Regions from separate parts of the Homo sapiens genome. Here region 2 is linked to region 1. A link is a loop called in an ENCODE intact Hi-C map of the cell type or tissue named here. Cell type or tissue: GM12878. All regions are shown on one strand. Links, peaks and the distances in the headings refer to the core of each region. The heading gives the core; the rest is flanking DNA. Region 1 has its middle 230 kb from the start of MIR548M. Region 2 has its middle 15 kb from the start of MIR548M.

Evidence for each region. Hi-C counts contacts between places; a loop is a spot of excess contacts. Peaks named below come from ENCODE experiments on the same cell type or tissue, not always from the same donor. Only the 100,000 strongest peaks of a DNase experiment are listed, where the experiment ranks them.
Region 2: it touches region 1 in a loop (12-fold over the local background); 26 of 110 quality-filtered maps call a loop at or near these places.

What each region holds. Positions count from the first base shown.
Region 1 is chrX:94,824,595-94,841,276 of GRCh38, forward strand. No RefSeq gene overlaps it. Among named protein-coding and RNA genes, the nearest start is that of MIR548M, 230 kb to the right of the region's middle. In GM12878, for the core only: no CTCF peak of the experiment used is centred there; a DNase peak (open chromatin) is centred at 6,977.
Region 2 is chrX:95,069,429-95,086,110 of GRCh38, forward strand. No RefSeq gene overlaps it. Among named protein-coding and RNA genes, the nearest start is that of MIR548M, 15 kb to the left of the region's middle. In GM12878, for the core only: a CTCF peak has its summit at 7,262 (motif pointing left); no DNase peak of the experiment used is centred there.

The sequences.
Region 1 (16,682 bases), core at 2,797-10,796:
GCAGTTCTTTTTGAGTGCTGCACACCTCCTCATGGGTCACACTCTGAACCTCACCTCTAGGGGCCTGCTGGGACTTGAGTCAAGTTATAGGTCTAGAAGTAAACAAGGGTATTGTGGGCAGCTCCTGGGGAGAATCAATATTATCTTGCCCGGCAACTGCCTCAGGGGAGGGCATCACTGTTGCCTCAGGGAGCAGAGGGTTAGTCTCCTCAGACAAAGGTGGGAAGGCTCATGGCAGCATGGGTCAGGGAGGGAATGTTGCCACTACCTGGGATGGGGAAGCTGTTTCTTCTGTCCAAAAAGTTCATCAGAGTTTACAAGATCAGTGTCCCCAGCTTCATCAAGGTCCCCCCAACATGTCCCCATACCAAGTTGCAGGGTCCTATTATTTTCCCATCAATGCCGTCACTTTAACTGTAGACACCTGGCGAGGTTGTACATGCACGTTTCATTTCAGGTCAGCCAATTGCATGATCAGAGCTTGTGTCTGTTTTTCCACAATTTCAGCTCTTTCTCTACAAAAGATAAGACTCTTATTCAGGGCAGTCTGAGCAGATTTGATGCTCAGTATCTGCTTCTGATGCCAGGAGTTAGAATCCCTGAGTTCATCATTTTCTTTCATCACTTTGTCCGCTGAACTTAGGAGCAACCAACCAACTTCATTATGTTCCTTGGTTCTTCACCTATGATCAAAGGTATTATGCATAGAGTCACTAAACTCCTTGCAAGTCACTAGCGGTGAATCAGGAGTTCCAAATGCATTAAATTTGCCAACTTTTTTTTTATTATTATACTTTAAGTTTTAGGGTACATGTGCACAACGTGCAGGTTTGTTACATATATATACATGTGCCATGTTGGTGTGCTACACCCATTAACTCGTCATTTAACATTAGGTATATCTCCTAATGCTATCCCTCCCCCCTCCCCCCACCCCACAACAGGCCTCTGTGTGTGATGTTCCCCTTCCTGTGTCCATGTGTTCTCATTGTTCAATTCCCACCTATGAGTGAGAACACACGGTGTTTGGTTTTTTGTCCTTGCAATAGTTTGCTGAGAATGATGGTTTCCAGCTTCATCCATGTCCCTACAAAGGACATGAACTCATCCTTTTTAATGGCTGCATAGTATTCCATGGTGTATATGTGCCACATTTTCTTAATCCAGTCTATCAGTGTTGGACATTTGGCTTGGTTCCAAGTCTTTGCTATTGTGAATAGTGCCACAATAAACATACGTGTGCATGTGTCTTTAGAGCAGCATGATTTATAGTCCTTTGGGTATATACCCAGTAATGGGATGGCTGGGTCAAATGGTATTTCTAGTTCTAGATCCCTGAGGAATCGCCACACTGACTTCCACAATGGTTGAACTAGTTTACAGTCCCACCAACAGTGTAAAAGTGTTCCTATTTCTCCACATCCTCTCCAGCACCTGTTGTTTCCTGACTTTTCAATGATCACCATTCTAACTGGTGTGAGATGGTAACTCATTGTGGTTTTGATTTGCATTTCTCTGATGGCCAGTGATGATGAGCATTTTTTCATGTGTCTTTTGGCTGCATAAATGTCTTCTTTTGAGAAATGTTTGTTCATATCCTTTGCCCACTTTTTGATGGGGTTGTTTGTTTTTTTCTTGTAAATTTGTTTGAGTTCATTGTAGATTCTGGATATTAGCCCTTTGTCAGATGAGTAGATTGCAAAAATTTTCTCCCATTCTGTAGGTTGCCTGTTCACTCTGATGGTAGTTTGTTTTGCTGTGCAGAAGCTCTTTAGTTTAATTAGATCCCATTCATCAATTTTGGCTTTGTTGCCATTGCTTTTGGTGTTTTAGACATGAAATCCTTGCCCATGCCTATGTCCTGAATGGTATGGCCTAGGTTTTCTTCTATGGTTTTTATGGTTTTAGGTCTAACATTTAAATCTTTAATCCCTCTTGAATTAATTTTTATATAAGGTGTAAGGAAGGGATCCAGTTTCAGCTTTCTACATATGGCTAGCCACTTTTCCCAGCACCATTTATTAAATAGGGAATCCTTTCCCCATTGCTTGTTTTTGTCAGGTTTGTCAAAGATCAGATGGTTGTAGATAGGCAGCATTATTTCTGAGGGCTCTGTTCTGTTCCATTGGTCTATATCTCTGTTTTGGTACCAGCACCATGCTGTTTTGGTTACTGTAGCCTTGTAGTATAGTTTGAAGTCAGGTAGCGTGATGCCTCCAGCTTTGTTCTTTTGGCTTAGGATTGTCTTGGCAATTCAGGCTCTTTTGTGGTTCCATATGAACTTTAAAGTAGTTTTTTCCAATTCTGTGAAGAAAGTCATTTCTTCTTCAAAGTAGCTTGATGGGGATGGCATTGAATCTATAAATTATCTTGGGCAGTATGGCCATTTTCACAATATTGATTCTTCCTACCTATGAGCATGGAATGTTCTTCCATTTGTTTGTATCCTCTTTTATTTCCTTGAGCAGTGGTTTGTAGTTCTCCCTGAAGAGGCCCTTCACATCCCTTGTAAGTTGGATTCCTAGGTATTTTATTCTCTTTGAAGCAATTGTGAATGGGAGTTCACTCATGATTTGACTCTCTGTTTGTCTGTTACTGGTGTATAAGAATGCTTGTGATTTTTGCACACTGATTTTGTATCCTGAGACTTTGCTGAAGTTGCTTATCAGCTTAAGGAGATTTTGGGCTGAGATGATGGGGTTTTCTAGATATACAATCACATCATCTGCAAACAGGGACAATTTGACTTCTTCGTTTCCTAATTGAATACCCTTTATTTCTTTGTCCTGCCTGATTGCCCTGGCCAGAACTTCCAACACTATGTTGAATAGGAGTGGTGAGAGAAGGCATCCCTGTCTTGTGCCAATTTTCAAAGGAAATGCTTCCAGTTTTTCCCCATTCATTATGATATTGGCTGTGGGTTTGTCATAAATAGCTCTTATTATTTTGAGATACGTCCCATCAATACCTAATTTATTGAGAGTTTTTAGCATGAAGGTTGTTGAATTTTGTCAAAGGCTTTTTCTGCATCTATTGAGATAATCATGTGGTTTTTGTCTTTGGTTCTGTTTATATGCTGGATTACATTTATTGATTTGCAGAGACAAAATAAAAACAGAGAATTTTAGACCAATATCCCTGATGAACATCAATGCAAAAATCCTCAATAAAATATTGGCAAACCGAATCCAGCAGCATATCAAAACGCTTATCCACCATGATCAAGTGGGCTTCATCCCTGGGATGCAAGCTTGGTTCAACATATGCAAATTTGCCAACTTTCTGAACAGTTCACACCAAGGACTCTCAGTGTTCTCTGTACTATTAGAAGTAGAGTCCTTAGCATTTTTTAGTCTAATAATATTAAACAGCCAACTCCAGAAACCCCAAAATGAAACAACTGTATCCTTAATATTCTGTTCCTCTAGGCCCACTCCTGGTACAAAAACCTGTATTAGTCAGGGTTCGCTGGAGGGACAGAACTAGTAAGAGATTATCTATATCTGTACCTATACCTATATCTATGTCTATTTAGATAGATATATGAGTTTATTAACTATTAACTCACACAATCACAAGGTCCCACAATAGGCTGCCTGCAGGCTGAGAAGCAAGAAGCAAGGAGAGCCAGTCGGAGTCCCAAAACTGAAGAACTTGGAGTCCAATGTTCGAGGCAAGGAAACATCTAGCATGGGAAAAAGATGTAGGCTTTGAGGCTAGGCCAGTCTTGTCTTTTCAGATTTTTCTGCCTACTTTATATTCTAGACACAGTGGCAGCTGATTAGATGGTGCCCACCCAGATTAAGGGTGTTTCTGCCTTTCCCAGTCCACTGATTCAAATGTTAATCTCCTTTGGCAACACCCTCACAGACACACCCAGGATCGATACTTTGCATCCTTCAATCAAATCAAGTTGACACTCAGTATTAACTATCACAAACATGATAAAACAAAGGTAATTGAATTTCAGTGAAACAAGTAGTTTTAAAAATTTGTCAATTGTTTGAATATTAAATGTTTCTTTAAACGGAAGCATTTAATATTTTTTCATCATTTTTATCATTTCTATTGTAATCTTACTTTTAATTTTATGCATTCAGAACTAAGATAAGTAAAATTATCCTAAATTTATCAAACATTTGGGGAAGAAAAATATATATTCATCTAAGTAATTCAATTGTAACTGTTTTTATGTGTAGGTAAGTAAGTAGAAATGAAGAACTCTGGTAGAATGGAGGAGAAAAAGACTAGTTTTGAGTAGCATTGATTAAGAAAATTTTCATGGAACATATACACTTTGAACTGAAAATTTGATTAGCATTTATGACTAGGTCTTTTGTCTTAAAGTTGAAGATATTGGATAAAATCCTAAATGGATATACCAGATCTCACAGTGCCAGCTCTTTTACAGTAAATAATTTGTTTTATGTTCCTGGTTCCTAAAACAGAACCTCTAATACTTCTGGATTTCCTGAGTGATAGAAATATCTTTGTTATTCCCGGTAGGTCACTCAGACCACACCTGAATTTATGTTAATGAGATGACTCATGATGGACCCCTAGGTAGTTGCAAGATGGGTGCCCGCCATGCTGAAAAGACCAAATGTATGATTTGAAGACTGGGCTTCTGAGCCGTGTGATATTGGTCTGACCTCCCAACCTCCAGAAAAAAGAAGGGAGTGGAGATTGAGTTCAGTCACATGGCCAACAACTCAATGAATCATGCCCAAGTAATAAGACTCTTTAAAAACTCGGGACACCTGCCGTTTGGTTGGGCATCCTGATTGGTGATACAAATCAATGTACCAGGAAGGTAATAAATTCTGAGATTACAGAAACCTTTCATTTTGGATCCTTCCAGACATTGTATATGTTTCTTAACTTGACTAATCCTAATTTGTATCCTTTTTCTTTCTTTCTTTCTTTTCTGTTTTTGAGACAAGGTTTCACTTTGTCACCCAGACTGGAGTGCAGTGGGTGATGGTAAGTAGATCACTGCAACCTTGAATCCCCTGGACTCAAGTAATCCTGTTGCCTCAACCTCCTTAGCAGCTAGGACTGCAGGCACACCACTACATCTGCTATTTTTTTTTTCTTCTTACTTATTTTTTTTTTTTTTTTTTTTTTTTTTTGTCGAGGCAAGGTTTCACTATGTAGCACAGGCTAGTCTGTAACTTCTGGCCTCAAACTATCCTCCAACCTCAGCCTCCCAAACCACTGGAAGTACAAGAATGAGCCACTGTATTCGGTATTTAATTTGATTTCTTTATAATAAAACTGTAATAGTAAGTGTAGCACTTGCCAGATTTCTATTTGCTCTAGAAAATTATAGAACCTGGGAGAAGAGCAGAAACCTCTAAATTTGTTGCCAGTTTATCAAAAGTTCAGGTGACCTCAGAAACCCGGAACTTGTGACTGGTGACTGAAGTGAGAGGAGTTTGTAAAAGACTGGGTCCTTAACCTGTGAAATTTGACCTAATTCCAAATAGTGTCAGAATTACACTGCAAAACCCATAATTAATTACTATATATTGTAAATACTATTCTAGTGCAAAATACTATATGAACAGTAGGTAAGACACCAGCCAATAGAAGCAGAGAGAGAAAATCAGAGAGAGTAAATTAGAATTATCCCTGTAGTTAAATATGAGTAGATATAGGAACTAGTCCCAAAGTGAACTCATCCACAGTCCAGTGATTGTTTCCCTACAAAAACAAACAACAAAAAATCCACCTGTTGTTAATAGAATATTCCCTTCAAATTAATTAGTTGAGTGACCAATGGTGATACAATCAGCTTCTTAGACCTAATAAAATTATTATCTCTTGGCCCAATAAAATATATGGAGTAACCAATGATTGACTCTCAAATTATTTTAAAAAAAATTCAATGAGAATAAAAGACTGAGAACTATTTCTGCAATGGAAAAGCTGCATTATATTTTTCGGTTTCATTTAGGCTGGCTGTAAAATTACATATTAGTAGAAGAAAATAATAAAACAAGTTTTGGGTATCTACATATACCTTTAGCCAGAGCTTATCATTTAATTAATTCAGCTGTTGGGTCAATAATATATTTTTAAAAGCTTTAAGGCTTCAAAACACAGACCTAGAACTGCTGAATACTGAATGTAAAAGTATGCAGCAACATATTGTAAATGCTGAAGAAAATAAAATTTTCTTCCAGGATGACTAATAAGAGTAATTTTTGAGTCATATAACAAACATAGAGATCTATCTGGTTTCTCTGAAATATATCATCTGCAACATCAATTTTTCATTTTCAGTTTCCATATACTGTAGCTTTTCTCTGAAATCCTATGAAAAGGAATATGGAAATAGCATGATAAACAGATCTACCATACTCAATCTCTTCAAAAGCATTTCTTCGAAAGATTGTGTTACTCTGATGACTTGTTCCAGTACTGGGAAACTATTGATATTCTGAAGTATTTGTAACCAACAATTTCAACATACGAAATTGGAGTTTTTTTGTTATGAGTTTTGGCTTCACTATTACTTCAAGTAGTTTCTTTTGAGTTAAATTTAGGAATATATAAAACAGATATTTTAAAATGCAAAATGTGACTAATCCAGACATTCAAAATAAGTATCATTTATATTTTTATCTAATACTTAAAAGATACACTGCTTATTTGGGATTGGATTTTACTATTTTATAACAGGGAGTGCAATGAGAATATTGTGTAATGTTTGGTAGTTTTCAGTTACTCAAACTTTTTAATACAATTTCTCCCTCAATGGAACAATGTATGTCTGAATAATATTATCCATAAGCTAGAGACCTGGGAAGCCTATTAAATATTAATCAATAAGTAAGTTAAGCAACTCTAATTTAAAAGAATATAATTAAACATTATTACCATAGGAATGTAAAAATTAGTAGGCAGGTACTTTAGAGAAAATTCATACAAGACAGCAGTTGTAATTTTAACATGAAACCAATAGATGACACTAGAGGGTAAGAATTGCAAACTTTCTTTTTAAGCCTGGAAGCTGATAGTTGCCTTATTATGTTAGTTACTAAGCTGATACATGTTAATATGTGCTGATAGGTGAGTATGAGTGGAGAAAAAAGAAACTTCATAAAAAGCATTGTACTAATAGATATGCTCTAACATATATATGTATATATTTACACATATACATACATATCTATTAGGATTACTTTTGCAGTACAGCCTAAGTTAATAGACGCAGCAGAACAAGAATTCAGAATAAAATGAAATATACGTTTATTTTTAAAAATTGCCTTTTCCTTCATTTTAGCATATCTATCACCACACAAAATCACAACACAAAAATAAACGTGAATAGGAATAACATTAGAAAAGAAAGGAAGTCTCATCAAATGCACAAAGTAGAATTCTATTCATATTTGCATTATGAAGAATATTCATTTGTTGGCTTAAGATAATTTTAGGTGTTAGAAGAAGAAGACAGTAATTACTCTAAGACTTGAATGTGAAATGTTAACAACAAAAATAATTTCCTGGAATTCCCTATATATCATTATTTGTCGATAGATCCTAATTACTTGTATATAGACAAAACACATATTTAGGTTTGATATGTATAGATATGTTTATAAGTCACAGATCTATAAATTCATGTAAACAAAAATGGAAAGGAGACAGGAAAGGAGTAGTAAAAAGTGAACTTAAACTTACTGACAATTCTGTACCAAACACTGTGCTAGGCAATTTTATATATTTAATTTATTTCTCAAAGCAACCCCATTTGGAAGACAAAATACTTATCCCCATTTTCCAGATGAGTAAAATGAACCTCAGAGAGTTTAAGCATTGTGCCTAAATGATAAGTTAGTAAATGGTAGAATTGGGACTCAAACGCATCTGGATTTATTGGAGACAAGAGTTTGTATTACTTTTGCTTTACTAACATGCATCTCCAAACTCAGAGCCATACATAAGAGTCTACAGATTTCATTGGTTGAAAACATGAGGAGTCATGATTACCTCACTTAACATATTTGCATGCCTCTTAACTCATTTTATTAACTACAGAACCACAATTAGACCAACTTAAGAAGTAAGTACTACTTTATTTCTGGGTAAAGTAGCTATCCTGAAATTGCTAGGCATCAGATTATTTATATTCTAGTTCTAGCTCTGACACTAATTAGATGTGTGCCCTTATTCATGTAATTTAGCCTCATTAAAACTCAGTGTTCTTGCCACTAAAATAAGGAGAGTTAAAGTAGATCAGCATTTCAAAAATCTTTAAGTACTAAAATACTTTTTATTAGAAAAATTAAGGGAAATTCCAACTTATAAAATAGATAAAAGTAGAATTTGGATGGGGAATAACTTCCAATGTTGAGATCCCAAAATTCTACTTTATCAGCCTTTTGCTCTCAATTCCTCTCAGTAATCCGTGAGGCAAGTCTATAAAGTTAGAAAATCACTGTACTAGACTGAATCTAGAGTTAATTTCAGCTTGAAAATTTTATGATTCTTTGATACTTAATTTTACTAATCCAAAAACATGTCAATCTGATATTGGTAGAATTAGCAGACTTTATAAATGTTATTTTTATAAAATATAATTGCAAAAGAATCACACTTCAAAAAGGAGGTTACATGTCTATAAATATGTTAATTAAAAAAAAACTTTTGAACTGCTAATATGACAACAGCCATGTTGCATGCACTTAAGTTATGATGGTGAATAAAAGCAGATTATTCTGTGATCTTCAATTTTATAATCTGGTGAATGAAATAGACATTATTAAAATAATCAAAATCACCAACAGAAGATAATTATAAATTTTAACAAAACTTACAAAAATAAGAGTAATATAGAGTTAGGATATCACACTTATTTGATCAAAGTGACCTCTCTAGAAGATATGGAAATATTTCCTGGAGAAATTGATACTTGAGTTCAGGAGTGTAATATAAACAAGAGTTAAAGTAGGAAGGGAGACAGAGAGGTCCTTTATGAGAGGGAGATTAGTGAGTAAAAGTCACTGAAGGAAGGCCAGAATGGCTGGAGTGCAGAAAATGAATGGGATCATGAGATCATATGTGACTAAAGAGGTTGACAAGGGCCAAACTATATAGAGTAAGGTGTACTCTTTCAAGGAGTTTTAAATTTACCCAGTAAGATTTGGAACCTGCTAAAGGGATTTGGAGTGAAAAAAAACTTGAGAGAACCCAATAAAATAAAGAAAAATAAGCCACCTGAGAAATTAAACTTTTCTGTCTAATCATTATGTCAAATAAGTTCTGTGGTCTTCTGGAAAGCAAGTGGAAGATGAATAAAGCCAGGCCATATAAACAATACAGGAGGAGTTTCTCAATGTTGTAAACTTGACCTTTCACCACTTTCAAAATTCTGTGAGAAAAGAGTTTTAAGGTTTTAATCTGTAAGCAATGCTCAAATAAATAAGGTATCATTAGCTAAAGCCAAGTGTGTCAGTTCCTCTAGACATCATTCTGCATTCCACTTAGGGATATGAACCTCAAAGAATCTTTATCATTGTAATCTGTGAGTTAGAATACTATGGCTCTCACTACTAGTCTTGACTAATCTCCTGTGCTCTTGTTAACATTTCATCAATGTGCTCTCCTGCAGTCCTAACATCATTGCAGATTTACTACATTAGAAGTTGCCCATGAAGAGAATAATTTCAAACTGTGTGGTCTATGAAGCACATATGGTTTTAATTACATGCCACGTACAGTGTATGTATTTGTCAGGGCTTATGTAACAAAATACTACAAACTACGTGGCTTAAACAACAGAAATTTATTGGCTTACAGTTCTGGAAACTGTAAGTCTGTAATCAAGGTGTAGGCCTGGTTAGTGCCTTCTGAAGGCTATAAAGAAAAGATCTGTTCCAGGCCTCTTGGCTCATAGATGGCCATCTTTTTCCTTTGGTCCTTCACATAATCTTCCCTTTATGTGTGTTTATGTCTGTCTCTGTGTCCAAATTTTCTTTTTTTCTAAGGGTAACAGTCATATCGGATTGTGGTCCTTCCTAATGACATAATCTTAACTAATTATATCTGCAATGACCCCATTTCCAAATATGATCACACTGTGAGGTACTGGAAGTTAGGAGTTCAATATACAAATTTTGTGGGGACATGATTCAATCAATAGTATATAGTAAGTATATTTTATGTGTATTGTTTAACTCCAATGTATATTTCTAGTAAAATATTTTATGTTTCAAATGAGTTCAAAGTTTTAGTTTTATTATCCAGCATGTTTCCAAGTTTCATGTAACTGTCATTGTGTGAAAGAATTTATTTACCTAAGGGCTCTCATGGAAAATCCAAGATGGGTAAGATGCTCAGAACAGCATGTATTCGTGCATACTGTAACTTTCTGGGTAGCATGTGTGCCCATAGTAAAGACAAGGTAACTTACTTCACACAGAGAATGATCGCAGTTGCAAAAAAAGTTATAAATTATTCTAAAATTGGTATACCTACTAATTGTGGATATTAGCAAAATTCCACTATTTTATAAAAAGTAGTATTATGGCTTAAAATTCAAAAAAATATTAGCTTGGAATAAAAAGCCATCTCTATTTTTTATTAAGTTCTATATATTTTTATTAAGACATTCTTAGAATTTTTGTTTATATTTTATGAGTTTATTATGGTTTTAAGACAGGTACAGTTTTTTTGTATACAAATCTTGTATCTAGTTAACTTGCTAAGAGTCCTAATTCTTGTTTATTTTTTCTGTTTTTAATTTTTAATTTTTGAGAGTACATAGTAGGTGTATATGTTTATGAGATACATGAGATGTGTGAGATGTGTTGATACAGGAATGTAATGTAAAATAAGCACATCATGAAGAATGGGGTATCCCTCCTCTTCAGCATTTATCTATTGACTTGCAAACAATGGAATTACATTATTTAAATTATTTAAAAATGTATAGATATGTTCTTATTGACTATAGTTCCCCTGGTGTGCTATCAAATAGTAGGTTTTATTCATTCTTTTTATTTTTTGTACCCATTAGCCATTCCCAACCCCCACCACCAGCCCCCACTACCCTTCCCAGCCTCTGGTAACCATCCTTCTACTCTCTAGGTCCATGAGTTTCATTGTTTTGATTTTAGATCCCACAAATAATTGAGTACATGTGATGTTTGTCTTTCTAGGTCTGGCTTATTTCACCTATAATAATAATTTCAGGTTCCATTCATGTTGTTGCAAGTGACTGGAGCTCTTTTATTTTTAAGGCTGAATAGTAATCCACTGTGTGTATGTACCACATTTTCTTTATACGTTAATCTGTTTATGAACACTTTGGTTGCCTCCATATCTTAGCTATTATAAACAGTGCTGAAACAAACATGAGAGTGCAGATATCTCTTCGATATACTGATTTTCTTTATTTTGGGTATACACCCAGCAGTGGTATTGCTGGATCATATGGTAGCTCTATTTTTAGTTTTTTGTAGAACTTCCAAACTCTTCTCCATAGTGATTGTACTAATATACATTCCCACAAACAGGGTACAGTGGTTCCCTTTTCTCCACATTTTCATCAGCATTTGTTATTGCCTGTCTTTTAAATGTAAGCCATTTTAACTCAGGTGAGATGATATCTCATTGTACTTTTGATATGAACTATTCTGATAATCAGTGATGTTGAGCACTTTTTTGTATGCCTATTTACCATTTGTATGTCTTCTTTTGAGAAATGTCTATTCAAATCTGTTGCCTATTTTTTTTATCAGATTGTTAGATTTTTTCCCTATAGAGTTGTTTGAGCTTCTTATATATTCTTGTTATTAATGCCTTGTCAGATGGGTAGCTTGTCAATATTTTCTTCTATTCTGTGGGTTGTCTCTTCACTTTGTTGATTGTATTCTTTGCTGTCCAAAAGCTTTTTAACTTGATGTGATCACGTTTGTCTGCTTTTGCTTTGGTTGCCTGTGCTTTTGGAGAATTGCTCAAAAAATTTTTGCCCAGACCAATGTCTTGGAGATTTTCCCCAATGTTTTCTTGTAGTAGTTTCATGCTCTGAGGTCTTAGATTTAAGTCTTTAATCCATTTTTATTTGATTTTTGTATACGATGAGAGACAAGAGTCTAGTTTTATTCTTTTGCATATGGATATCCAGTTTCCCAGCATCATTTATTGAAGATAATGTCTTTTCCCCAGTGTATGTGCTTGGCATATTTGTTGGAAATGAGTTAACTGTAGGTGTGTGGATTTCTGTTAAATTGGTCTATATGTCTGTTTCTATGCCAGTACCATGCTGTTTTGGTTGGTATATCTCTGTAGTATAATTTGAAGTCAGGTAAAGGGATTCCTCTAGATTTCCCTTTTCATTTTTTAAAAATGTTGTGAGTACACAATAGGTGTATAAATTTATAAGGTAGATGAGATGTTTTGATACAGGCATGCAATGTGAAATAAGCACATCATGCCAAATGGGATATCAATCACCTCAAGCATTTATTCTTTGAGTTACAAACAATCCAATTACACTCTTTAAGTTATTTTAAAATATATATTATTATTGACTGTAGTCAATCTATTGTGCTATCAAATAGTAGATCTTATTTATTCTTACTTTCTTTTTTAATCCATTAACCATCCCTACCTCCCACCTCAACCTCCTCGCTACCCTTCCCAACCTTTGGTAACCATTCCCCCAGTTTTGTTCTTTTTGCTTAGAATAGCTTTGTCTATTCTGGGTCTTTTGTGGTTCTATATAAATTTTAGGATTTTTTTTTTCTATTTCTGTAAGAATGTCATTGGTATTTTGATAGGGATTTCATTAAACCTCTAAACTGCTTTTGGTAGTATGAACATTTTAACAATATTAATTTTTCCAATTCATAAACATGGAGTTTTTTTTATTTTTTGGTGTTCTCTTTAATTTCTTTCATCAGTGTTTTATAGATTTCATTATAGAAGTGTTTCCCTTCTTTGGAAAGTTAATTCCAAGGTATTTGATTTTACATGTAGCTATTGTAAATGGGATTACTGTTTTATTTTTTCCACATTGTTCACCTTTGGTATATAAAAATGTTACTGATTTTTGTACATTATTTTGTATCCTACAGTTTTACTGAATTTGTTCATCAGTTCTAATAGTTTTCTTGTGGAATCTTGAGGTTTTTCCAAATACAAGATTATATGCTCTGCAAGGAAGGATAATTTGAGTGTTTCCTTTACAATTTGGAAGCCCTTTATATCTTTCTCTTGTCTGATTGCTCTAGCTAGGACTTCCAGTATGTTGAATAACAGTGGTGACGGTGGGTATCCTTGTAGTGTTCTAGATCATGGAGGAATGGCTTTCAGTATTCTTCATTCAGTGTAATATTAGCTGTGGGTCTGTCACATATGGCTTTCATTATGTTGAGTTATGTTTCCTCTATACCTATTTTTTAAGGGGTTTTTATCATGAAGGGACATTACATTTTATCAAATCCTTTTTCAGCATTAGGTTAAATGATAATATGGCACTTCATTCTATTGATATGATTCATCACATTGATTTGAGTGTGTTGAACCAAACTTGCATCCCATGGATAAATTCTATTTTGTCATGAAGAATGATCTTTCTAATGTATTGCTGAATTCAGTTTGATTGTATTTTTGAGTATTTTTGCATTAATATTCATCAGAGATATTGGCCTGCAGGTATTTCGTTTGTTTCTTTGTTCTTGATGTCTCTTTGTCTGGTTTTAGTATCAGGCTACTACTGGCCTCTAAGAATGAGCGTTGAAGTATTCCCTCCTCTTCTATTTATTTGCATATTTTGAGTAGGATTGTTATTAATTCTTCTTCAAATGTTTGTTAGAATTTAGCAGTGAAGCCACCAGATCCCAGACTTTTATTTACTAGGAGACTTTTTATTACGGCTTCAATATCATTACTTGTTGTTGGTCTGTTCAGGTTTTGGATTTCTTCCTGGTTCAATTCTTGGTAGATCATATGTGTCAAGGAATTTGTTCATTTGTTCTAGATTTTCCAATTTATTGGCATATAGTTGCTCATAGTAGCCACTAATGATCTTTTGAATTTTTTCAGTGTCAGTTGTAATGTCTCTTTTTTATTTCTGATTTCATTTCTTTGGATCTTCTCTCTTATTTTCTTAGTCTGCTAAAGGTTTGTCAATTTTGTTTAACTTCCAGAAAACAAATTTTTGGTTCATTGGTCTTTTTATTGTTTTTTTATTTACATTTTATTTATTTTGCTATGATCTTTACGATTTGTTTTCTTCTAATTTTTGGTTCTGTTTTGATTTTCTTTAATATGCATCATTAGATTGTTTATTTTTAGTTGTTCCCCTTTTTTAATGTTCTTATTTTTTATGAAGCTTATAGCTATAAACATCCTTCTTAGAACTGCTTTTGCTGTATCGCATAGTTTTGTTATGTTGTGCTTCCATTATGATTTGTTTCCAAAAAATTTTAAATTTCAGTCTTAATTTCTTCATTAATACACTGGTCAATCGGGAGCATAGGGTTTATTTTCCATGTGTTTGCATAGTTTTCAAAATTACTCTTGTTATTAATTTCTAGTTTTATTTCATTGTGTTCCAAGAAGTTGCTTCATATTATTTTACCTTATTTGCATGTTTTTTTTTTTTAGATATATTTAAATTCTGGGATATATGTGCAGAACGTGCAGGTTACATAGGTATACATGTGCCTTGGTGGTTTGCTGCAACAATCAACCCGTCATCTACATTAGATATTTCTCTTAATGCTAGCCCTCCCCTAGCTCCCCACCCCCTGACAGGTCCTGGTGTGTGATGTTCCCCTTCCTGTGTCCATGTGTTCTCATCGTTCAACTCCCACTTATCAGTGAGAACATGTGGTGTTTGGTTTTCTGTTCTTGTGTTAGTTTGCTGAGAACGATGGTTTCCAGCTTCATCCATCTCCCTGCAAAGACATAAACTGATCTTTTTTTATGACTGCATAGTATTCCATGGTGTACATGTGCCACATTTTCTTTATCCAGTGTATCATTGATGGGCATTTGGGTTGGTTCCAAGTCGTTGCTATTGTGAATAGTGCTACAGTAAACCTGAGTGTGCATGTGTCTTTAGAGTAGAATGATTTATAATATTTTGGGTATATACCCAGTAATGGGATTGCTGGGTCAAATGGTATTTCTGTTTCTAGATCCTTGAGGTATCGCCACACGGTCTTCCCAATGGTTAAACTAAATTACACTCCCACCAACAGTGTAAAAAGTGTTCCTGTTACTCCACATCCTCTCCATCATCTGTTGTTTCCTGACTTTTTAAGGATCACCATTCTAACTGGCGTGAGATGGTATCTCATTGTGGTTTTGATTTGCATTTCTCTGATGGCCAGTGATGATGAGCTGTTTTTCATGTTTGTTGGCCACATAAATGTTTTCTTTTGAGAAGTGTCTGTTCATATCCTTTGCCCACGTTGTGTTGGGGTTGTTTGTTTTTTTTTCTTGTAAATTTGTTTATGTTCCTTGTAGATTCTGGATGTTAACCCTTTGTCAGATGGATAGAGTGCAAAAATTTCCCCCCTTTCTGTAGGTGGCCTTTTCACTCTGATGGTAGTTTCTTTTGCGTTGCAGAAGCTCTTTAGTGTAATTAGATCCAATTTGTCAATTTTGGCTTTTGTTGCCATTGCTTTTGGCATTTTAGTCATGAAGTCTTTGCCCATGCCTATGTCCTGAACAATATTGCCTAGGTTTTCTTTTAGGGTTTTTATGGTTTTAGGTCTTACATTTAAGTTTTTAATCCATCTTGAGTTGATTCTTGTGTCAGGTGTAAGGAAGGCGTCCAGTTTCAGTTTTCTGCCTATGGCTAGCCAGTTTTCCCAACACTGTTTATTAAATACAGAATCCTATCCCCATTGCTTGTTTTTGTCAGGTTTGCCAAAGATCAGATGGTTGTAAATGTGTGGCATTATTTCTGAGGCCTCTGTTCTGTTCCATTGGTCTATATATCTGTTTTGGTACCAGTACCACGCTGTTTTGGTTACTGTAGTATAGTTTGAAGTCAGGTAGCGTGATGCCTCCAGCTTTGTTCCTTTGTTCTTTTTGCTTAGGATTGTCTTGGTTATACAGGCTACTTTTTGGTTCAATATGAAATTTAAAGTAGGTTTTCCTAATTCTGCAGAGAAAGTCAATGGTAGCTTGATGGGAATAGCATTGAATCTATGAATTACTTTGGGCAGCATTTTCACGATACTGATTCTTCCTATCCATGAGCATGGAATGTTTTTCCCTTTGTTTGTGTCCTGTCTTATTTCCATGAGCAGTGGTTTGTAGTTCTCATTGAAGAGGTCCTTCACATCCCCTATAAGTTGTATTCCTAGGTATTTTATTCTTTTTGTAGCAATTGTGAATCGGAGTTCACTCATGATTTGGCTTTCTGTTTGTCTATTATTGGTGTATAGGAATGCTTGTGATTTTTGCACATTGATTTTGTATCCTGAGACTTTGCTGAAGTTGCTTATCACTTTAAGGAGATTTTGGGCTGAGAAAATGGGTTTCCTAAATATACAATCATGGCATCTGCAAACAGAGATAATTTGACTTTAGAGAGACAATCTCTCTTCCTATATGAATACCGTTTATTTCTTTCTCTTACCTGATTGCCCTGGCTAGAACTTGCAATACTTTGTTGAATAGGAGTGGTGGGAGACAGCATTCTTGTC
Region 2 (16,682 bases), core at 3,499-11,498, 250 kb after region 1:
TAGGCCTTGGCTGCCAGATGGCAACTCTAGACCTGCCCACCACCTGAGGAAACTCATCATCCTGAAAGGAAATACACAGGTCTGGCTGACTTTGCTAACTGCTGATTGTAGAGCACCAATGCCTTGAAAGAACATTTGCAGTAGCCAGGGAGTGGTTAGAGCATGCATTGGGCAAGACCCAAGGCTGTGCTGCATTCAGGTAGGACCCAGCGCAGTCCTACAGTTGTGGCCACAAGGGTACTTATGTTGCTCCACCCCCAGCTTTAGGTAGCTCAGAACACACACAGAGAGAGACTATGTTTGTTTAGGGGAAAATAAGAAAAAGAGAACAAGAGTGTCTCCTGGTAATCCAGACAAGTCTCCTGGTTCTTGCCCAAAACCATCAAGGCAGTGCCTCCATGAGTTTGCAAGAATAAGAGTGTTACTGGGCTGGGGTTTCCCTCTAAAGCAGATACGGCTTTGATTACAACACCCAAGATCTTTGGAATATCTAGAGAGCCTCTTCAGAAGAATGATTACCAATAAGCCCGGACTGAGATGACTATAATAGATAACTAATTATTCAATGCTCAAACACAGACAAATATCAAGACCATCCAGGAAACCATGACCTCACCAAACAAATTAAATTAAAAAAAAGGCCAGTCTTGAAGAAACAGATGTATTTGACCTTTCAGATAGATAGAGAATTCACAATAACCATTTTGAGGAAAATCAATGAAATTCAAGATAACACTGATAAAGTATTCAGAATCCTATCAGATAAATTAAACAAAGGGATTGAAAAAAATTAAAAGCAGCAGAAATTCTACAGTTGAAAAATGCTGTATTTTTCATACTGAATTTATAAATAGCAGAAATGATCAAGTTAAAGGAAGAGTTATTGACCTTAATGGCAAACTATCTAAAAATACACAGTCAGAGGAGATGAAATAAAAAAGAATTAAAAAAAAATTTCTAGATGTCATATGATCTAGAAAACAGAAAATAACCTCAAAAGAGCAAAGATAGGAGATATAACCCTTAAAGAGGAAATAAAGAGATGGGGGCAGTAAGTTTATTTGAAGGGATAATAACACAGAAATCCCAAACCTAGAAAAGGTTATCAATATCCATATACAAGAAGGTTATAGAACAGCAGTCAGAATAAACCCAAAGAAGACTATTACCTTAAGACATTTAATAATCCAATTCCCAAAGGTCAAGTATAAAGAAAGGATCTTGCCAGGGCAATCAAGCAAGAGAAATAAATAAATCGTATTCAAATAGGAAGAGAGGAACTCAAATTGTCTCTGTTTGCAGACGACATAATTGTATATTTAGGAAACTCCATTGTCTTAGCCCCAAAACTCCTTAAGCTGATAATCAACTTCAGCAAAGTCTCAGGATGCAAAATCAATGTGCAAAAATCACAATCACAATCATTCTTATACACCAATAATAGACAAGCAGAGAGCCAAATCATGAGTGAACTCCCATTCACAATTGCTAGAAGTGGGAGTTTAACAATGAAAACACATGGACACAGGGAGAGGAATATAACACACCAGGGCCTGTCGAGGGTTTGGGGGAAAGGGGAGGGAGAGCATTAGGACAAATAATGCATGAGGTGCTTAAAACCTAGATGACGGGTTGATAGGTGCAGCAAACCACCATGGCACATGTATACCTGTGTAACACACCTGCACATTCAGGACATGTATCCCAGAACTTAAAGTAAAATAAAAAAATAATAATACAAATAAATTTTTAAAAAATAAATTCAAAGTAAAAATGTCACCAGTAATTCAAATTTGGAAATGTCCCCCTCTAGCTGTTGATATAGCTTGTTACAGGCTCTTTATTAAGAGAAGCAAACTTGAGATACATATTTCTATAGAAACATTCCTCAAAGAAGTTGATTAGAAGGCATAAAAGTAAAAATTACAATCTCTTAATCTTACCCTTGTAAAATTATTACCAAGCTATTCTCAGTAGCTAAACCACTACTTTTATTTTTACAAATGTCAATCAAGCTGAGAGAAGTAGATCATATGTTATTATTTTATACATGAATTTGTCTATATATAATGTTTCATATAGTTTTAAATGTTTTAAAAGATGAAAAAAAAAAGATCCTAAAAGCAGCAAGAGAAAATAAAAAAAATAAGAAAAAAAAAAAATGGCAGATAGGAGGCAGGACTAACTTGCAACTCCCACTCGGATGGACAGAACAGAATTTGGAGACTTACATCGTGAACTTCAAAAACTACTGCAGGAACATACCAGGAAAGCCTAGAGGATCCACAGACCCTTTGAAAAAGGTGAATTGCTGCTACAGGCTCCACGGACAGCCAAAGAACTGTGAGTCGGCTTGTTTTCTCAGCTGAGAGGCTTGTAGCCTAAGGCAAGTTCTCAGCACTGCTCATGGGCTGCCTGGAAATAAACTCAGTGCTTCTGGGAGTGAGACCAGCCTTCTGGGCTGCAGGTTGCATGGGAGCTGGGTGAGGTTTGTGCCTGCTGGCTTTCCCCTACTCTTCTGGTGACCTGTGTGATGCAGCAGAGGCAGCCATAATCCCCCTGGGAACATAACTTCGTTGGCCAGAGAACTACACCTCCGTCCCACGCAGCAGGTGCAACAAGACCCGCTGGAGGAAGGTCTGAGCTCAGACATGCCTAACCCTTCCCCCACCTGATGATGTTTCTCTACCTGCCTTGGTAGCCAAAGACAAAGGGCAATAGAGCTCTGGGGAAGCTTTATGGCCCTGCCCACCACCTGGCCTTAAGGCAAGCTTGTATCCTCCCTATACTACTGCAGCTGATGCACTCTCGAAGTTTACATCTCCTGGTTGGAGACCAACAAACACAAAACCAGCACACTTAACAAAAATACAACCAAGGACCCTCACATAGTCTACTTCACTTTCCTGCTGCCTCCACTGGAGCAGGTGCTGGTATCCACAGCTGAGAGCCCTGAAGACAGAACACATCCCAGGACTCTTTTCTGACACTCCCCAGTACCAGCCCAGAGCCCATTACCTCTGCTGGGTGGCTAGATTCAGAAGAAAAATAACAGTCACTGCAGTTTGCTTCTCAGAAACCCTCATCCCTGGGAGAAGAAAGAGAGCACCAAATCAAGAGAGAACCTTGTGGGAAAAAAGAATCTGAACTGTAGCCCTTGAGTTCTATATCCTCCCTCTTACGTAGTCTACCCAAATAAGAAAAAAACAGAAAATAAATTTTGGTAATATGACAAAACAAGATTCTTTAACTCCCCCAAAATATCAGACTAGCTTATGAGGTATAGATCCAAACCAAGAAGAAATCTCTAAATTGCCAGAAAAAGTATTCAGAAGGTTTATTATTAAGCTAATCAAGGAAGCAGCAGAGAAAGGTTAAGTCCACCTTAAAGAAATTTAGAAAATACAGGATATAAATGGAAAAATCTCCAGTGAGATAGATAGCATAGATAAAAATAATAACTTCTGGAAATAAAGGACATACTTAGAGAAATGCAGAATGCACTGGAAAGTCTCAGGAACAGAATTGAAGAAGTAGAATAACTTCAGGGCTTGAAGAAAAGGTTTTTGAATTATCCCAATCCCACAAAGACAAAGAACAAAAATAATTTAAAAAAGGAATGAAGCCTCCAAAAAGATCGGGATTGTGTTAAATGACCAGACCTAAGAATAATTGGTGTTCCTGAGGAATAAGAGAAATCTAAAAGTTTGAAAAACATATTTGAGGGGATAATCAAGAAAAACTTCCCCATCCTTGCTAGAGATCTAAACATCCAAATACAAGAAGCTCAAAGAACATCTGGGAAATTCATCATGACAAGATCGCCTCGGCACATAGTCATCAGGTTAGTATCTAAAGTCAAGACGAAAAGAAAAGAATCTTAAGAGCTGTGAGGCAAAAGCATCAGGTAACCTAAAAGGGAAAACCTATGAGATTAACAGCAGATTTCTCTGCAGAAATCTTACAAGCCAGAAGGTATTAGTGTCCTCTCTTTAGCTGCCTTGAATGAAACAATTATCAGCCAAGAGTTTTGTATCCAGAGAAACTAAGCTTCATAAATGAAGGAAACGTAATCTTTTCAGATAAGCAAATGCTAAGAGAATTCGCCAATACCAAGCCAACACTACAAGAACTGCTAAAATAAGCTCTAAATTTTGAAACAAATTCTCAAAATACACCAAAATAGAACCTCCTTAAAACATAAATCTCACAGGACCTATAAAACAATAACACAATGAAACAACAACAACAACAAGGTATCCAGGCAACAAATAGCACAATGAGTAGAATAGTACCTAACATCTCAATATTAACATTGAATGTAAATGGCCTAAATGCTTCACTTACAAGATAGAGAATAACAGAATGGATGAGAATTCACCAACCGAGTGTCTGCTGTCTTCAAGAGACTCACCTGACACATAAGTCCTCACATAAACTTAAGGTAAAGGAGTGGAAAAAGATATTCTGATATTCTATGCAAAAGGACACCAAAAGTAAGCAGAAGTAGCTATTTTTATATCAGACAAAACAAACTTCAAAACAACAGCAGTTTGAAAAGACAGAGAGGGATATTAAATAATAATAAGACTAGTCAAAAAGGAATATATCACAATTCTAAGTATATATGTACGTAAAACTAGAGCTCTGAAATGTAAAGAACATTTACTACTAGACCTAAAGAATGAGATAGACAGCAATGATATTTCTCCCATGACTGGAGAAACATCAGGGTCCTTGGTCTCATGCCAGTATGATTAATGACACAGACACATGTGGAGTGGTTTTAAGGAGTGGAAAGTTTAATAGGCAAGAAAGAGGAAAGAAAGAAAATGGATCCCCTGTACAGAGGGAGGGGGACTCCCAACAGAGAAACCCTACATGTGGCAGAAAGCAGTTGGTTATAGTGGGAGGCTGGTGGAGGCAGTACCTGATTTGCATAGGGCCCAGGGGATTGGTTTGTCCAGGTATGTCATTCACATAGCTTGTGAAAAAAACAGTCTCTCCAATCCTAGCCTTTTAATGTGCAAATGTGGGACACCATGATATCCTCCACATGTGATATTATCTGGAGGTGGCCATGACACCTGGCACTTGTGGCGACAAGAAGAGGGCAGAAATCACCATGTTGGGTGGACCTGGTTTTGAGCCAGTGGCATTTGCCTATCAATGCTTGCTGGCCTGATCTTTCAATCTGCTTTCTGTTAGAAAGAAAATGGTTTAGGGGATTGCTTTTTGCTAAAGGAAAATTCCACTGAGAACATTCACCCTTTCTAGCTGGCTAAAAGTTATTTCTTAATAACTCCTATATTATTCCCCACTCAACTGCTGTTAGGGGGTGATGGATGACAATTCTTTCTGGCTACTTCCTGCTGAAAAGGGGCATTGTGTGGGGAGACAGCAATTGGGCCTTCTCCTGAGGTTGATCTAAGGGTTCTCGGAAGAATGGCACGTCCATGTGTGGCTCCGCTTGCAGCACTGTTTGGAGATTGATTGCTTCTAGGTGAAAAAAGACATGTTTTACAAGAAGGTTTAAAATATAGGGTTAAAATATGAGTATTAACATTACCACTATTAGTGGTGGTCCTATAGACCATAACTGACAGCAGAGTTTTACACCCGTTAGTTATACCAATGGATTAAAATACCGGTTTGCTTCCACTAGGTGTTGCTGTACATTACCAGAAATGTTAATATAAAAGTAACAGTTTCCTTGAGAAAATCATACATTTCCCCCTTGACTTTCCATTAGAGAATAATTTTAGGCTTAGGTCATTTTTTATAACTTGCAATATAATTGGGAGAAATACGTTATTGGGTGGCTGACATAACTTTAGTGTTAATCTTGACAATTCCTTTCCTTTAATTATGTAATTATTTCATGACTTTCACAGACCTTCTTACAACATACTCAAACTTTCTGACTTGTCCTAACATCCTTCCTTTAAACAACCAGTCATTTCCTGTTAGGACAAGAATTTACCATATAAAACTTCTCCCTTTATAACCTTCTTTTCATAGCTTAGAGTGCACCATATTACCAGTCTTCAATAAAAAGCCCTATCAAGCTTAACGATAGTAAAACTTTCATGCTTACTTCTTATCCGTAACTATTACTCCTGCTATAAGCAAAACAACTTTAACTAAATATTTCCTGCAATTATTAATTTGGTTATAAGGATGATAACCCGTTAAAATATTTCAGCAATTAGAATTTTACAACCAGAATTCCACATTGTGGGTTGCCACAGTGTACAGTTCTATTGCAAATAGTAGCATGACTATAACCATTCCCAGAAGAGTGATGTAGTAAATAATTTTCATTTAAAACTTTATTTGCCAAGATATAAGATTTCCCTTTGGGGATCTACGAAGTTACAAATGCAATTCTATGAATAATTAAAATCTCCCTGCAAATATGTGTTAAAAAGACAGTCGGTGGTGAATTTCAGAGGAAAGGGCAGAAATAATAAAAAGTATCTGGGGCGGTAGGAGTGGGACTGAGTAAGATGAGTAGCCCTCACTCAGTTACGTTTTTAAATGATTTTCAGCTTAAGATCTTCTATTTCTTCACATGGATATCCAGGACGTTCCTCTGGGCTGTCAGGGGTTGCTCCCTCAGCTTTTTAGGCTTTGACTTGAGTGTGATGTATCCAGGAATCAATTCCTGTAACTTTTACTGCTGAAGGGGTTGAAAGAACAACAGTGTGGGGCCCTTCCCAGCTTGACTTAGGGAAGGAGAGAGAGATGAGAGTTTTCACTAATACCAAATATCCTGGGTTAAATAAAGGTGGCTTTATTTCCTGGGGTTGGGCTTCTGCTAATTGTATCAATGCCTTGAGGCTTCCTTGCCACTGACTTAGCTGCCTGATCAGCTAATCTATTTCCTTTGGCTACTTTATTTGTTCCTTCTTGACATCCCCTACAATGCATTACTGCTACCTCTCATGGAAAGAAAAAATTGAGGATAATAACCTGCTGGTTTTCTGGTGACATTTTATAGGAGATCCATTGGTAGTAAGAAAATGTTTTTCCTTCCAGATGGCAGCATGAGCATGGAGAACTAAGAAAGCATACGTGCAGTCAGTATAAATGTTAGCTATCTTTCCCTTGCTTAATTCAATTGCTCTTGTAAGAGCTATTAGTTCAGTGAATTGATTGCTTTTGTCTGGAAAGAAACATTATTTAGAGTGACTACTGCTTATCCTGCCTTATGGACTTCTTGCTTTACTGGCTGTTAGCTAAGAGCTCCCCCTAGAGGACAGTGATCCTGCCACATTATGTGGAGTGTAAACAGTTAAATAATTTCCTAGGGTTAATTTGGAGGCTTTTCTGACTAAAGCTATTGTGACAATGGCTTGGAAGCATGTGTAAATAATAGGTTCTCCTAACTGCAAATAAGAGATTAAGAAAAATATTGGGTTACAAATTTTTCTGAGATGCCCTTATGGTCTTGCTATGGGAAGAGGGGAGGCCTGGATTAGAGAGGAGAAAAGAGGGAGACTGGCTCTAGTGTTTAGAAGGAGGTCTACTTTCCTTCCTTTAATTACCAGAATCACCCAGGGCTCCTGTGCTATAAGGGCAGTTTGAGTCACTGGAGCCAGGGGTTTGAGCCCCAGGACCCATCAGTCCTGCTGGACCATCTGTGAGACTGGTTCTGAACCCAGTGACCTCTGTCTCTGGGGACAGTTCCATCTCCAGTGGTCTCCACCACAGGCTGGACAGGGTTGAGGTGGCTTTCTCTTGATGCTTGGGGATTCCTTTTTAAAATGCCCTGACTTGCCACATTGATAACAACTAGCGGATGCACCTCGGGGATCATGGACTTTGCAAGTCTGCAAAGCTGCTAGTAGAGCCTCTATCCTTCTCCTGATCTTTCTCTCTTTCTTTTGGGCTTCCTCTTGATCCCTGTTATAAAAGACCAAAATGGCCACTTTCAGAAGGTTCTCTGAGGTGCTATCTGGTCCTATAGCTTCCTTCTGTAGTTTCCTTCTAATATCGGGAGCTGCCTGGGCAATAAACTTGTCCTTTATAATGACTGAATCAGGAGATAAAGAGGTGTGTTTTATTAGTGCGTCTCTCAGTCTTTCCATAAAGGCTACAGGATTCTCATCTGGCTTTTGGTTTATCATAGACAGTTTAGAATAATTGAGAGGTCTGGCCTTAGTCCTTTGCAGACCTCCTAAAATGCATATTAAAAAGTGCTTCCTTTTCCATTTATCTGCAGAGCTATTGGGGTCCCAATCAGGGTTATCTACCAGAACTGCTTCCCTTTCAATTTGGAATGGTGTTTCTGCTTTTTGTCCACTTTCTCTATCTCTTTTCTTCCCTTTTGGTGTATTATAGGAGATATATTGCTCATCTGTGAAATAATATGCTGCGGGCAGAGCTGCCTGCTTTTCAGCTGCAGTGAGGGTTTGGTTTAGAAGCAGCTTAACATCCCTCTGTATGAGGTCAAATACCATAAGAGGTTAAATTCTGGAAAGCTTCTGTATGCCTATCAGGGTCTTTAGAAGATTGGCCTAAGTCTCCCTTTATTTGCCTAAGGTTTTGTAATGAGAAGGGAACTTGAAGGGGCCCCAAATAAGGGGTGTCCTCAGATGGTTCCCCTGGAAGTTGCTTCTCTAATTTGGGGGAACCATTATCTTTGGACCTGCCTGATATGATTGCTAAAAGAGCTCGGTTGAACTTACAATGTTTGCAAAGGTTTAGTAAAAATGTCATGCCCTGTGCAAAAGAAAATGAGTTGCTTTTCTTTTCAAAGTCCTGAGGTTAAGGAAGTTCCAATATTTCAGAGTGCACTCCAGAGGGCTGTAAACTGGAGATAATCTGTTACCAACCCAGAAAGAGAAGTGAGAGAAGGCATCCCTTTAGTTTCCTTCACTTCCGTATGTGACCCAAGGTGGAAAGGATAACAGTGGAGCATCCTCCTGAATATTTTTCCTTTCTAGTTCCTGGGTCCTGGCACCCTGTTAAATGTGCTGCCCATGGTTGTAGTCATGGCCCTCCAAGCCATGGAACTGGATAAACTAAGTGATGGGACTAACCATACTTCACCCACGCAACCTTAGCTTATCAACCTTGTGTGATTCCCCCTTAACTTCATGAATTGTGGGATCTGCCTAGCTCTCCAAAACATTGATCTTGGGAAAGACTATATAAAAGACAAGCCTCCTTTAATGGAGGGAATGTGATAGAGTGCCTCCCATTACGGCCCATGCTAAAGCATTTACCCTTAGAAAAATGGTTCCGGTTAACTTCTGGACTGAAAGTCCCATTACTAACCTAATGATGATTTTTCTGCTTATGGGACAGTATTGGAACTAAAATTTGACTGTGGAGGATATTTTACTCCTAATAGTTGAAGGCAGAACTTTCCCACTCACATAAGGGACTTAGAGCTCAATTTCTAGTGATGCAAAAGGAAGCTGCAGTGTTACCACACACACACACACAAATGTGTTTCATGGAGAGGATTTCTATTTTCACTATATGGCACTGTTGGCTTAGAAATAGTATGTGCTCACCAGAGAAATGGTATAGAAAGATGCTTATTGAGTTACTCCCTGCCGCATTTGCCAATTTTTCCTAACAGACCTGTTTCCCTGAACTGCAAACTTCCCACACATTCAATACACAGAGAGGGTAAGAGACCATGGATAGAAAAAGAAAGGAAGTTTTGTGACAGGATAGCTGGGGATTCTTTACCAAAACCCCGAGTGGGCTGTTGGAGGCTAGGTCTAGTCCATCAGCCTTTGAATAACACCAAGGTGTCCCCTGGCCAGAAATTCACAGTTGCTTCAGTATTTTTCCCAGCTTCACATGATGGCTAAGTTTTCCTCAAGAAAAAAAGACTGATTTGAAGCAGGACAGATTTTTAGTTCACTCCTATACTCACCGCTCCCATGAATGAATCTCTCGGCCAATGCACCAAAATGATACTGCTCCAATGATGGGAGAATCACTAGGGTCCTTGGTCTCACATCAACACTATTAACAACACAGAAACAAATGGAGTCGTTTTAAGGAGTGGAAAAATTAATAGGCAAGAAAGAAGAAAACTGCTTCCCCGTGCTGTGGGAGGGGGACTCCAAACAGAGAAATCCCGTGTGTGGTGGAAAGCAGTTAATTCTATTGGGAGGCTGGAGGAGGTGATGCCTGATTTGCATAGGGCCCAGGGGTTTGGTTTGACCAGGTGCTTCATTCATGTAGCCCACGAAGAAACTGGTCCTCCCACCCTAGCCTTTTAATATGCAAATGCACGTCGCTGTGATGTCCTGCACCCGTGGTGTTATCTGGAGGTAGCCATGACACCTGGCACATGTGGTGACATGGAGAAGAGGGCAAAAACCACCGTATTGGGTGGACCTGGTTTTTAGCCACTGGCATTTGCATAGCAATGCTTGCTGGCCTTGTTTGTGAAGCCACTTTCTTTTAGAAAGAAAATGGTTTGGCCTGGTGCGGTGGCTCATGCCTGTAATCCCAGCACTTTGGGAGGCTGAGGTGGGTGGATCACCTGAGGTCAGAAGTTTGAGACCAGGCTGGCCAACATGGTGAAACCCCGTCTCTACCACAAATACAAAATTAGCCCAGCATGGTGGCGCATGCCTGTAATCCCAGCTACTCGGGAAGCTGAGGCAGAAGAATCACTTGAACCCAGGAGGCAGAGGTTGTGGTGAGCCAAGTTTGCGCCATTGCACTCCAACCTGGGCAACAAGAGTCAAACTCCATAAAAAAAGAAAAACAAATAAAGAGAAAGAAAGGGAAGGAAGGAAGGAAGAAAGGAAGGAAGGAAGGAGGGAAGGAAAGGAAATGGTTTGGGGGCACTTGTTTATTAAAGGAAAATTCCACTGAGAACATTAGCCCTTTCTAGCTGCCTGAAAGTTATTTCTTAATAACTCCTACAATAGCAACACAATAATAGTGGGGGACTTCAGTACTCCACTGACATCACTAGACAGGTCGTCAAGGCAGAAAGTCAACAAACAAACAATGGACTTAAGCTACATCCTAGTTTAATCGACTTAACAGATATTTACAAAACATTCTACCCCATAATGGCAAATAAACATTCTATTTATCAGCACATGAAACATTCTCCAAGATAGACCATATGATAGGCCACAAAACAAGTCTCCACAAATTTAAGAAAACTGAAATTATATCAAGTACTCTTTTAGACCATAATGGAAGAAAATTGGAAATCAGCTCTAAAAGGAACCCTCAAAACCATGAAAATTAAATAACCTGATTTTGAATGAATATTTGGTCAACAATATAATCAAGATGAAAATTTAAAATTCTTTGAACTTAATGATAATAGTGACACAACCTATTAAAACCTCTAGGGTACAGCAAAAGCAGATAAGAAGAGAATTTATAGCACTCAATGCTTACAATCAAAAAGTCTGAAAGAGCACAAATAGACACTCTAAGGTCACACTTCAAGGAATTAGAGAAACAAGGACAAACCAAACCCAAATCTGGCAGAAGAAAATCAATAATCAAGATCAGAGGAGAACTAAATGAAATTGAAACAAAAAACCTACAAAAGATAAATAAAAGAAAAAGCTGGTTCTTTGAAAAGATAAATGATGGAACATTAGCAAGATTAACCAAGAAAAGAAGAGACAAGATCCAAATAAGATCAATTACACATAAAATCAGAGATATTACAACTGATACCAAAGTAATACAAAAGATCTTTCAAGGCTCCTATGAATACCTTTATGTGTATGAACTGGAAAACCTACAGGAGATGGATAAATTCCTGGAAACATAGAGCCCTCCTAGATTAAAGCAGAAAGAAATAGAAACCCTCAACAGACCAATAATAGGCAGTGAGATTGAAGTAGTAATTAAAAAGTTACGAACACAAAAAAGTTCAGTACCAAACATATTCACAGCTGAATTCTGTCAGACATTCAAAGAATAATTGGTAACAATCATATTGACACTATTGCATAAGATAGAGAAAAAGGAAATCCTCCCTAAATAATTCTAGGAAGTCAGTATCACCCTAATACAAAAACAAGGAAATGACATAATAAAAAAAGGAAACTGCAGATCAATATCCCTGATAGATGCAAAAATTGTCAACAAAATACTAGCTAACTGAATCCAGCAGCATATCAAGAAGATAATCCACCATGATCAAGTGGGTTTCATACCAGGAATGCAGGGATGGTTTAAAATATGCAAGTCAATAAATGTGATATACCACATAAACAGAATTAAAAATGAAAATCACATGATCAGAAAAAGCCTATGACAAAATAAAGCATCCCTTTATGATTAAACCCCTTCACAAAATCGGCATAGAAGGGACATACCTTAAGGTAATAAAAGCCATTTATGACAAACCCGTAGTCAACATGATACTGAATAGGGAAAAGTTGAAAGCATTTCCAATGAGAACTGGAACAAGACAAGGATGCCCACTCTCACCACTTCTATTAAAGACAGTACTGGATGTCCTAGCCACAGCAATCATACAAGAGAAAGAAATAAAGAACATCCAAATTTGTAAAGAGGAAGTCAAATTGTCACTGTTTGTGGATTACATAATTATATACCTAGAAAACCTTGAAGACTCATGCAAAAAGCTCCTAGAACTGGTAAATGAATTCAGCAGTTTCAATCAATGGCCACAAATCAGTAGTTCTGCTATACACCAACAGCAACAAAGCTGAGAATAAAATAAGAACTTTTACAATAGCTGCAAAAAAGAAAGAAATACTTAGAAATATACCTAACCAAGGAGGTGAAAGACTTCTATGAAAACAACAACAAAACACTGTTGAAAGAAATCATAGATGACACAAACAAATGGAAACACATGGTTAGGTAGAATCAATATTGTAAAAATAATCATTTTGCCAAAAGCAATCTACAAATTCAATGCAATTCCCATAAAAATACCACCATCATTCTTCACAGAACTAGAAAAAACAATCCTAAAATTTATATGGAACAAAAAAAAGAGCTTGCACAGCCAAAGCAAGACTTAGCAAAAAGAACAAATCTGGAGGAATCACATTACCCGACTTCAAACTGTACAATAAGGCCATGTTCACCAAGATAGGGTGGTACTCGTTTAGAAATAGGCACATAGACCAATGGAACAAAATAAAGAACCCAGAAATAAAGCCAAATACTTAGTCAACTGATTTTCAACAAGTGGAAAAATTAAAAAACAACAACAACAACAACAATATAAAGTGGGGAAACGACACCCTATTCTACAAATGGTGCTGGGATAATTGGCAAGACCCATGTAGAGGAATGAATCTGAAACCTCATCTTTCACCTTATATAAAAATCAACTTAAGATGGATCAAAGACTTAAATCTAAGACCTGAAACCATACAAATTATAGAAGATAGTATTGGAAAAACCCTTCTAGACATTGGCTTAGGTAAAGACGTAATGACCAAGACCCTAAAAGCAAATGCAACAAAAACAATGATAAATAGATGAGACTTAATTAAACTCAAAAGCTTCTAACAGCAGAAGAAATAATCAGCAAACAGACAACCCACTAAGTGGAAGAAAATGTTTACAAGATACACTTTTGACAAAGAACTAATATCCAAAATCTACAATGAACTCAAACAAATCAGCAAGAAATGTCCCATCAAAAAATGGGCTAAGAACATGAATAGACAATTCTCAAAAGAAAATACACAAATGACCAAAAAACAATAAAAATGCTCAACATCACTAATGATCAATTAACTAGAGCTCTTTTATATATTTTTTGTAGTGAAACATTTTGTATTCAGCATGTAAATACATATAAAGTTGTATTAGGCATGCTGATGAAAGTACATTTTACAGATTTATAAAGACTCCCTCCCTTTTTTTTTTTTTTATCTTAGACTGTCAGATTCATGACAATGGGTTTCACAACCCTAGGCAGTTGTCAGCTAAGTAGCCTTAAATTTGCACATTAAAGGAAACAACTCAGGTGAAAATCAAATAGCAAAATTTACATCATAAGGTACAGAAAAAAAGTCTGGTGGTGCTAGAGGGAGAGGTTTTTACAGTGCACTTATTAAAAAAAACTGACATTTCTGAGTGTCTAAAATACATTATTCCTTAAAAACCCAAGAGTAGCCTCTGTTGCAATAATATTTTAGTCAAAAAATTAGGTGAAAACAGAATTCAGTCAACTGAGAAGAAAAAAAGAAAAACCTTTGCTCCAAAAGAAGGCATGGTCTTAGGAGAGAAAAACAAACAAACAAAAACTGTGAAGGCCTTTTACATACAAACATGCACCCGTGTATACATACACACAAGCATCTTGGATATTAGCCTTTTAATTAAGCTGACTTTTAACTACTCAGCTCCTTTAACAACAACAAAATCTTTTTAAATCTCATTACCTTATTTCAGCTAGGACAAAATGCTGTTAAACTAATAATGACCACACAAATTATACAATTTCTGAGTGCTCTAAGTGTAAGGAGAAATTAACACCAGCTGGTTGTTAACGCTAACTTTAGCTATTTAAAAACAATTTGCAAGACAGAATCCCAAACCAGTTCCTTACCTAGTGATGGGTCTCAGGCTGTAGATTGCTCTCTATTATACTAGAAGCAGAAAAACAACAACAACAAAAAGAAAAAAAAAAAAAACTCATCTTCCCTGTTGGAAGCAAGCTCAAACTCCAGGAAAGAGTCACCTGCCTTCCATTGTCATGGAAGCAGAAAAACTTGCCTTCCTTTTGGAAGCAAATAAAACTCCAAAAAAAAAAAAAAAAAAAAAAAAGGGGGGGGAGTTGTACAGCAAAATAAACTTTAAATATCGACCAAATTTTGGGAGATCAAGGATTCTCTGGAGGGGGTGCTCTCAGACCTCAGCAAACTGTCCTATTGGTTTGAGCCATAAAATTAGCTTGTGCTGGTACCAAGCACCGATAGGAGATTTGTCAAAGGTGAGGGGCATCTCTACTCAGAACCCCCTCCGTGGTTACCAAAATGTGAACCCCCAAAATTTGAGATAGGTCTCTGTTAATTTGGTAAGTTTATTTTGCCAAGGTTGAGGATGCACCCCTGACACAGCCTCAGGAAGTCCTGAGGACATGTGCCCAAGGTGGTTGGAGGACAGCTTGGCTTTACACATATTAGAGAGACATAAGACATCAATCAATGCGTAAGAAGTACATCCAGAAAGGCAGAGACAGCTCAAAGCAGGGCCCCCCTCACTGGAGCTTCCAGGTCACAGGTGGGTGAGAGACAGATGGTTGCATTCTTTTGAGTTTCTGATAAGTCTTTCCAAAAGAGGCAATCAGAATATGCATCTCTGTCTGTGAACAAACGGGATGACTTGAATAGAATAGGAGGCAGATTTGCCCTGAGTGGTTCCCGGCTTGAACGGGCCCAAGATATTTTTTTTTTTCACAGAGTGGATGTGGTGAAAAGGAAACACTTTTACATTGCTGGTGATAAGATGACCTAGCACAACCACTAGAATAAACAGTGTGGAGATTCCTTAAAGAACTAAAATTACATCTACCATTTGATTCAGCAATCTCACTCCTGGGTATCTACCAAGAGAAAAATAATTCATTATATGAAAAATATGCTTTCACATGCATATTTATAGCATTGTTTATAGCAACACAATTCACAATTGCAAAAATATGGAGCCACCCCAAATGCCCATCAATCAATGAGTGCATAAAGATAATGTTGTAAACTTACAATGATGGAAGAAGAGGAGGCAAACACATCCTTCTTCACATAGCAGCAGCAAAGAGAAGTGCCAAGCCAAAGGGGAAAAACCTATTATAAAATTATCAGATCTTGTGAAAACTCACTATCATGAGAACAGCATGAGGGTTACTGCCCCAATGATTCAATTACCTCCCACCGGGTCCTTACTATGACACATGGATTATGGGAATTACAATACAAGATGAAATTTGAGTGGGAAAAGAGCAAAACCTTAGTATTCTGCCCCTGGCCCCTCCCGAATCTCATGTCCTCACATTTCAAGACACAATCATGCCTTTCCAACAGTCCCCCAAAGTCTTAGCTCATTCCATCATTAATCCAAAAGTCCAAGTCCAAAGTCTCACCTGAGTAAAGGCAAGTCCCTTCCAGCTATGAGCCTGTAAAATCAATAGCAAGTAAATAACTTCCTCGATACAATGGAGGTACAGGGATTGGGTAAATACACCCATTCCAAATGGGAGAAATTGGCCAAAACGAAGGGACTACAGGCCCAATGCAAGTCTGAAATCCAGAAGGGCAGTCATTAAACCTTAAAGTTCTAAAATGATCTCCTTTGACTGCATTTCTCACATCCAGGTCACATTCATGCAAGAGGTGGGTTCCCATGGCCTTGGGCAGCTTCTTCTCTGTGGCTTTCCAGGATACAGCCCAGTTCTCAGCTGCTTTAATGGGCTGGAATTGAGTGCCTGCAGCTTTTCCAGGCACTCGGTGCAAGCTGTCAGTAGATCTACCATTCTGGTGGCTCTCTTCTCACAGCTCCATGTACCTCATGTACCTCTAGGCATTGTCCCAGTGGGGACGATATGTGGGGGCTTCAGCTCCACATTTTCATTCCCCACTGCACTGCAAGACTTTCTCCATGAGGGCTCTGCCCCTGCAGCAAACTTCTGCCTAGATATCCAGACATTTTTAATATATCCTCTAAGGTCCCCAAGCCTCAGT